2 separate regions of the Homo sapiens genome follow, and region 2 is linked to region 1. Evidence: chromatin contacts called from ENCODE Hi-C data. All regions are on one chromosome and are shown on one strand. Each heading gives the region's core, a stretch centred on a gene start or an enhancer-like site at or near the end of the contact. The rest is flanking DNA. Distances are from core to core; before and after follow the strand shown.

Region 1 (4,112 bases), core at 1,202-3,701:
ACACAGGAAGAGAAAACCAAATAGCTCATGTTCTCACTCTCAAGTGGGAGTTGAACAATGAAAATAGATGGACACAGAGAGGGGAACAACACACACCAGTGGGCAGCAGTGAGGGGAGGGAGAGCATCAGGACAAATAGCTAAGGCATGCAGGGCTTAAAACCTAGATGATAGGTTGATAGGTGCAGCAGACCACACACATACCTATGTAAAAAACCTGCACATTCTGCACATGTATCCCACAATTTAAAGTATAATTTAAAAAAGAAAAGAAAAGAAAGTTATTTCTTTGAGAGTGGGTGCCATGTTTTGGTGAGTTTTTTAATATTTTTTCAGTCAATTTTCAAAATTTCTAACACTGATCTCAGTGTTGGAGAAATGTATCCAGTACCTGTTGATCAAAAACAATGAAAAGAAGAAAAGAAACAGAAAACATGCAAACTTTTGATAGGACACATATTGAATGTATATACTTCATATAAAATTTAATTTATACAGCATGGTTCATTTAACTCTGTTTACTTAATATATAAAAATAGCTGCTACAGTCTAGAGATTGAGCTAATCACTGCTCAGAACTTCAAAACGAATAAAACATGATTCTGCCTTAAATTATTTAACAGTAAGCAAGATAATACAAAATAGAGTCCATAAAAGAGACAAACTGTGCCACATCAAATGGTATCTATATACACAGAAAATATGGAGCTGTATCATGAATATAACTGTCCTTCCATACCTGCATTCTGCATTTGAGGATTCAAACAACTGCAGATCAAAGTATTAAATATACATATATAAGTTTTAGAACTAACATTTGCACAGCATTTGCATTGTGTTAGGTATTATAAGTAATCTAGAGGCAAGTTAAAGTATATAAGAGGATGTGTGTAGGTTATTTGCAAATACGACCCCATTTTATCCCATTTTATTTAAGGGACTTGAGCATTCAAGATTTGGGTATCCACAGGGATTCTAGAATGGATTCCCCTTAGATGCCAAGGACCAACTGTACTCACAAATAAATAGAACTGGGTAGCTGTAGTGCTTTAGGAATATGCTATAGTTCACTCACCCCAACAACTCAGCTCTACCTCATTGTCATTTTCTCTTGGCTGAAGCATCAGTTCCACAGAAAATGATTTATCACTTCACTATCAGCTTCATTTCTGATAAAACAACACTATGTTGCTCAAGGAGGAAACTTCTTATGTCCAGAACTAGCAAAAGGCAACAAAAAGACTGTCATTTCTCTAACATTGTCAATACCATAGATATATGCATACACTTTAAAAATAAAACATTCATAATAGATAATTTCTCAGTCTTTTACCAGACAGGCGCCCTGTGTGTGTGCGTGTGTGTGCGTGTGTGTGCACACACATTGTAGTGTGTTAACTATGTGTAATTCATAATAATTAGTCAAGTTTTCTTTTCTCTTTGACCACATGTATATGTGTGTGTATTTATGTATATGTATATATGTATGTATATATATATACACATACCTGCATCTCCTGATGCATATCTGCATCTCCTGATGCATCTCCTGATGCAGACCTCCTGATGTCTGCATCTGCACACATCTGTGTGTGTGTGCGTGCACACACATTGTAGTGTGTTAACTATGTGTAATTCATAATAATTAGTCAAGTTTTCTCTTTGACCACATGTATAAGTGTGTGTATTTATGTATATGTATATATATATACACATACCTGCATCTCCCTACATACAAGTTATTTTTCTCTTTCTCTTCCTTCCTTTTCTCCATCTCTTTCCAAAAAATTTTGAGAAGCCGCCCTAAAAGTCTGGCTTCCAGGTGTAAATAATCTCCCCGAGGACTCAAAACTTAATGATAGTAACTGCAATTATGCATCAAACTAAGAAAAAAATGTGTAATAAAGAAATAATCAAAGGAAATAATTAAAGAGAATTAATTACGTATGACTGGGGAAGAGTGGGAGGTGGCCTAAGTCTAAGTAAAGTCCTTACTTTCCCCAGTTAGGAATTGTGAACACAGAGCGTATACCTTATGTAACTAAACATCTGAAAATATATGAAATCCCTTATTGCATGAAACCCCATAATCTCCTTCTACTATTTTCTTCCCCCTCAGTGAATAGTCAGGGAAGAGTAGTAAGGGCTGGAAAAAAACAGAATCAAGTAATCCATGATTGCCTATAAGTCAACCCTCAAAAGTATGCTTGTATACCTGGACAACAAGGATGGTGACATCACAAAAATTAATAAAGTCACCATTCTCATTATAAAAGACAATCACATTTCAGAGTAAGAAGCAAAGTTAACAGGGCATCACGGTACAAAGCTCCTCACTTGTTGGTAACCCACTAAGAGAAAAACACTTTAAAGAAGCGCATAGAGTTGATCAACCTAAGTGGATGTGAGTCACTGTTTCCCAGTCATCTTGACTTTAACCTATGACTCATCAAGCTCCATACTGTCCTGTCTTCCTTCAAGTGCTTTGTGAATCAACACAGTTGTTTTTTCTTTTTTTCATTCTCCCCACTAACACCACATTCCAAGAACTCATTACTCCATACTTGGATTGCTATGATAGATTCTCCACTAGTTTTCCTGGCTCTGCTTTTCTCTTTTAATCAATTATAGATACTACCTAAATATGGTTTAATTCTTCCTGAAACTTTGAATTATTATTTGTGACTTTTCTAATATTTTATTTTTAACAGCTTTATTCACGATAAAAGTCAAGGCCAGGCACGGTGGCTCATGCCTGTAATCCCGGCACTTTGGGAGGTTGCGGTGGGAGGATCACTTGAAGCCAGGAGTTTGAGACCAGCCTAGACAACATAGTAAGGCCTGGTGCCTACAAAAAAAAAAAAGAAAAAAAAAAAAAGCCAGAAAAAAAATAGCCAGGCATGGTGGTGGCCTCTTGCATTTCTAGCTACTCAGGAGGCTGAAGCAGCGAACCCAGGGGTTTGAGGTCACAGTGAACTCTGTTAGCATCACTGCACTCCAGCCTGAGTGACAGAGCAAAACTGTTAAGGAAGGAAGGAAGGAAGGAAGGAAGGAAGGAAGGAAGGAAGGAAGGAAGGAAGGAAGGAAGGAAGGAAGGAATCAAAATCCACAATCTGTCAAAATCTAAGAAGGAAGGAAGGAAGGAAGAAAGGAAGGAAGGAAGGAAGGAAGGAAGGAAGGAAGGAAGGAATCAAAATCCACAATCTGTCAAAATCTAAGAAGGAAGGAAGGAAGGAAGGAAGGAAGGAAGGAAGGAAGGAAGGAAGGAAGGAAGGAAGGAAAGGAAGGGAGGGAGGGAGAAAGAAAGAAAGAAAGAAAGAAAGAAAGAAAGAGAGAGAGAGAGAGAGAGAAAGAAAGAAAGAAAGAAAGAAAGAAAGAAAGAAAGAAAGAAAGAAAGAAAGAAAGAAAGGAAAAGAAAAGAAAGAAAGGGACAAAGAAAAGAAAGATCAAAACCCACAACCTGTCAAAATCTCCAATCTCGCTGGGTTTCTCCAGCCTAAGGGGGTGGTCCCCACCATTCCTCTGGCACTCCATCTTCACTCCTGGGTTGTACCCAGACTTGTGACATACGTCTGCATAATAGGTTATATTTCTTCTCGTCGCCTTTCCAAACTCTGACTATCCTACTATTTTCAAAAATCCTTGTAGCTCACGTAGAAGTTTCCATTTTCAGAATCATATATCTCCGGGCAAGGTGTTGTATTTGAACGCTGAGGTTAAGACAAGATTATTAATGACCATAATGACCATAGTGTTCAGAAAGCTCTTTCCTAAACATTTGAGACTGTAAATAGGTTTCAGATGATGGGCAGAATTTGGACAAAGAGGGAATAGGCACAACTATTTCTCCTCTTATGAAAAGAGGAAGCTTAGATGGCTGGGCACGGTGTCTCACGCTTATAATCCCAGCACTTTGGGAGGCCGAGGCGGGCAGATCACAAGGTCAGGAATTCAAGACCAGCCTGGCCAATATGGTGAAACCCCGCCTCTACAGAGGGAAGAATGGTCAATATTTTTGTAAAAATACAAAAATTAGCCGGGCATGGTGGTGGGCGCCTGTAGTCTCAGCTACTGGGGAGACTGAGGCAGGAGAATCACTTGAACCCGGGAGGC
Region 2 (4,112 bases), core at 419-2,918, 340 kb before region 1:
CTTATTATATCACCAGCATTATTGGAGCCAGAGGGGTATTATCTAGTGTAAAAATTTCAAGCTCACAATCAAGAAATTTGTGTTCTATTCCTACACCAGGCAGCAAAGACGACAACACTATGGGACATTTACTGAAAGACACTATTCTAAGTACTTCACATGTATTATATAATGTGCACAAAATCCCTGTGAGCTAATTCATTTTATTATTTCCATTTTACATAGGAAGTAACTGGGACACAGAGCAGGTAAACAACCCACCCAAAATCATGCATTGCTGAGTAGCAGAACTCAGGATTCAATTAGGACACTCTGACTCCATCACTTCCCATACACAGAAGCTGAGGTGACTTTTAAAATATATGTGTAGCGTAAACAACAACCAACCAGAATAGATGCTAGTCTTGGCTCAGGAATAGAGCCCAAGAAAAAACTCGTGCAAAGATATTAACAATTTCTGAAGTAAGGAGAAGAAGCGACAATCCCCGTGTGGGACCAGAGCAGCAGGAAAAGACAGACAGACATTTGGCAGGGTCTGCAGCAACAGCTACCTACTAATCTATACAGAAATTTCTCAGTATTTCAATAAGAAATACAGCCATATTGGTGACACAAAGTGAATATCAACCCTATGATATGTGCACCCCAAATTAATTTACCAACACAGATTCCAATAAGAACCTAGCAACAAATAGAAATAACAGTCATATTCAGGCAATTCCTTTTAGTTTCACTGACTGCCTCTTTTTGGCCTCAAGCACATGGGAATGTGTTCATTTGCAACGTCAAAGTTGTTATCATCTTAAGAAGGTGACTGATCATATGTGAAACACAAGATGGTATGTCAGGATCTGAATTCGTTCTAATACCTTTTAAAAAAAAGTATATAGCTGGAGAATATATTACGTGAACCCTATTTAGAAAATTCCAAGATCTTTTAAAAATATCTGAACTTTGATAAAATCACAAAGGAATAAAAGACATGCTCAGGAATGACTCATAGTAGCACAAAAGATATTTAGCTATATAAGAAAGTTTCATGTTTGAAGAATATTCACTTCTTTCCACTGATCAATGGAGAAAAATGTGCATTCATTTGCTGAGAGCAGAATATGCCCCCAAACAGCAAACCAGGTTTTATATAAGTCACTTTTCATGTTAGCTAAGATTGTGTCAATCATTTAATGGGTTTTAGCTTAGGGATAAATTTTAAGCTGTTATTTTTCTGGTGAAGCCAGCAATAGGAAAATGTATGCTGAGGGAAGGAAAGAAACTGGAAAATTCAGCTAACTTAATAGAAATCTAACATTTGCTATTGCGTTGAATAATTACGTTTTTCAGATCCCTTTGAAGATGAAAGGTTTTGTATTAAACTTTTTTATTACCAGGCTATCATGAAAAAACAAATCCCTACAATGTCTGTGCATTTCTTGTTTTAAAATACGCAAGTGATCTGTTGCCTATCTTTATAACAGTGGTTTCTGTTCCAAAGAGCCTTAATCTGGAAAATATATGACATAAACTTAAACAACTGAGAATATTTAAAAATGAGCTATTCAAAAAAACATGCTATTGATACTGTTAGACGTTATGGTAGTTTGTCCACTTAACAAAGAGAAAGGCAGTGTTATGTTGGGTATAGCTATGGTAACTTAGGCAGATGACTCACTCAAAGCCTTTGTTACACTATTTATGACTCACACTTAGTAATGCTCACCCAATTACCTTTCCTAGTATATCTTCATCTTGTTAAAGTGTATGAGAACTGCTTTGGAGAGTCTAATAAGTCCAAATGAGCATTAAAAAGGAGAGAGAGTAGGAGAAGTATCTCTTGAGAAAGGTGAGTCCTTCCTATAAACTCTGGGTTTTATTATGGGCTTGCAAGCAGTACTAGAATCTGGTGTAACACATGATGACCAGATCTACTTTGTATTCAGGGAAGTCAATGAGTTCTCTAAGTGGCATGAAGCTAAGTACACCCACATAGTTTCTGAGTACATCAGTTCTTCAGTGTACATTAAGCCTTTCCAGATTTATCCACAGAGGTTGGCTGTTTGCCAGAATTCAGATTCTGTTCTGTTGTGCAGTGGGCTGAGTATTCCCAGGTGCCAGCAGAGTTTTATGCCTAGTCCTTATTTACAGTTTTTCTTAGAATTGCTTTGAAGTGTGAACAATCAAGTTGCAGCATGCTGTAAAGTTCTTTCCACATGAGCCCTTTATTTCATTTTCTGTTACAGCTCTGAAGCCTTCTCAAAACAGAAGTATTTATCTACAACTATTAAAATGCATTTGGGATGATAAATTCCTTATAAATACTTTTACATAATTTTATTCTCTTTATGAATAAGACAAAAATATAAACAGCCAATTGTATTCTTTCTCTACTACTTCTCCTCAAAAGGAGTAGTATTTAGCAAGGTGTTTGACTATTAATTATTAAAATGTATAAAATATTCTGTGGCTTAATAATACCTACAAGATGGGGCTTGCAAACACCTTGTGTATAATCACAATTGCGTATTATTTGGAATTCCTAACAAAGCTTCTAATACTGATATGATAACTAATTTGTAGCACTAAATATCACCTTTTTGGAAAGGAAGTACCTATAATAGCCTGCACACAAACCATGCCTAACATCCTTTTTCCTAACCACTATCATTTTCAGATATTCCAAACTAAATGCAGATTTTTTGTTTCCAAGCTCTATATTACCTTAAGATCAAAAGCTCTGACTTGAATTGTGTGCAAGGAGGCCAAAAAGCAGCCCAGTTCCCCAGTACTCTTTCCAAACACCACTCGGAGGTGACCAAAGGCTCAGCATCTGTGGACAGCCATTTGGAAAGCCTAGTGGGGTGAAACAGATAGCCCCAGCAAAAAAAATGGAAATAAGGGGCTCCCCTAGAAGCCGGGTAATGAATAAATTTTTCAAATTTATAAAGAACTTGGCATTTCCATTTAAAAGATGCTTTATGCTAGATACATTTTATCTTTTTTAACCCTGGATTTTGTGCTTGTTTGCCAAAAAATCACAGTCTACGTTGTGAGAATAGTACTCAAAAATAGAAGTGGTCTAGTAAGTGGTGGAGACCAGTGAGTTGCATAACCACATCAAAGGGTTGCACCTCTGTGTTATGCTCTTCCAATTTGCAGCTCTAACAAACTTTGATTTATGGTGCCAAGAGGGCCCTGTGTGGATGACTTCTGCTCCTTTCAGAACTTTTAATCTTTATTTTTAAATGTCACAATTCTAAATGATTTTTTCGGAGTTAGCCCCAGATAAATGATTCCTGGGAAGACCGCGGCGATGATCCTGAGCCCACTTGCACTTGTGGTTGATGGCACATTAAGCAATAATGCTGATAACGTGCTGCAATCAGTACCTATAGCATTTTCACCTGACCTCAAAATGAGGTTAATGCAGAAGACAAATAGAAGGGAAGCACATGCCCCATTTTTTCATCAGGCTGTTACATAAATAACAGATAAACATGCTTCTGTTCAAACCACATCAGAGCGGAAGAAAATGCTGCCAACTTCAAGCCGTCAAAGACTTAAAAATGCTGTTGTCAAATCAATTTTTTACAGCAGACTGACCTGTTTGCAGACCATTTTTAATAGCAGAAGAGTTTAGGACTTGGGCTTGGAGTACGCAAGTGATTTCCAAATGACATTTGAGATGTAAAATTTCAGTCTGCCAGCCTTTCCCTCTCTCGCGCCCCATCCACCCCCACATCCATACACATGCACACACGCCCCATCAACTTCCACTGACATTTCTTCATTACCATGAAAAGGCTCGGGCAGTCTTGGGGGATTTTGCAAAGCATCATTCCTCTTTTATACCCAGGCTCTCACTGATAAGTCTACAAATGGTTTTCAAAATTTTATGCCCCAACAGGAGGTAGGGTTTGAGTTTTTAAAGTTGTAGAGATAGTGGCTTCTAAGTTTATCCCTTTGACTTCTCTGGCCATTATTACCCACCCAGTGTGTCCCCATCTCAGGAGCTAAAATGCCAAGTGACCTTTTTGGGTGAATGGTTACAAAAACTCATGGGTACATTTAATAGGAAGAAATGTGGGCTCAATAACATGGTGTGAGAAGATTGTCAG

The links. A loop is a pair of places that touch in the nucleus more often than their neighbours do. Pooled maps may share reads with other maps.
Region 2: a pooled map shows a loop between it and region 1 (7-fold over the local background). The contact joins the promoter of LINC01392 here to the enhancer-like site in region 1. A Hi-C loop is called at or near these places in 1 of 168 maps with a recorded cell type or tissue (thyroid gland) and 7 of 50 pooled maps.

What each region holds. Positions count from the first base shown.
Region 1 is chr7:114,888,155-114,892,266 of GRCh38, reverse strand. No RefSeq gene overlaps it. Among named protein-coding and RNA genes, the nearest start is that of MDFIC, 32 kb to the left of the region's middle. Within about 2 kb of position 2,451, at least 2 of the 41 ENCODE cell types and tissues checked have a DNase peak (open chromatin) inside an H3K27ac peak, as active enhancers do.
Region 2 is chr7:115,228,911-115,233,022 of GRCh38, reverse strand. LINC01392 (long intergenic non-protein coding RNA 1392) reads left to right here and starts at 1,668. Exons shown (of 5, transcript NR_126407.1): 1 at 1,668-1,840.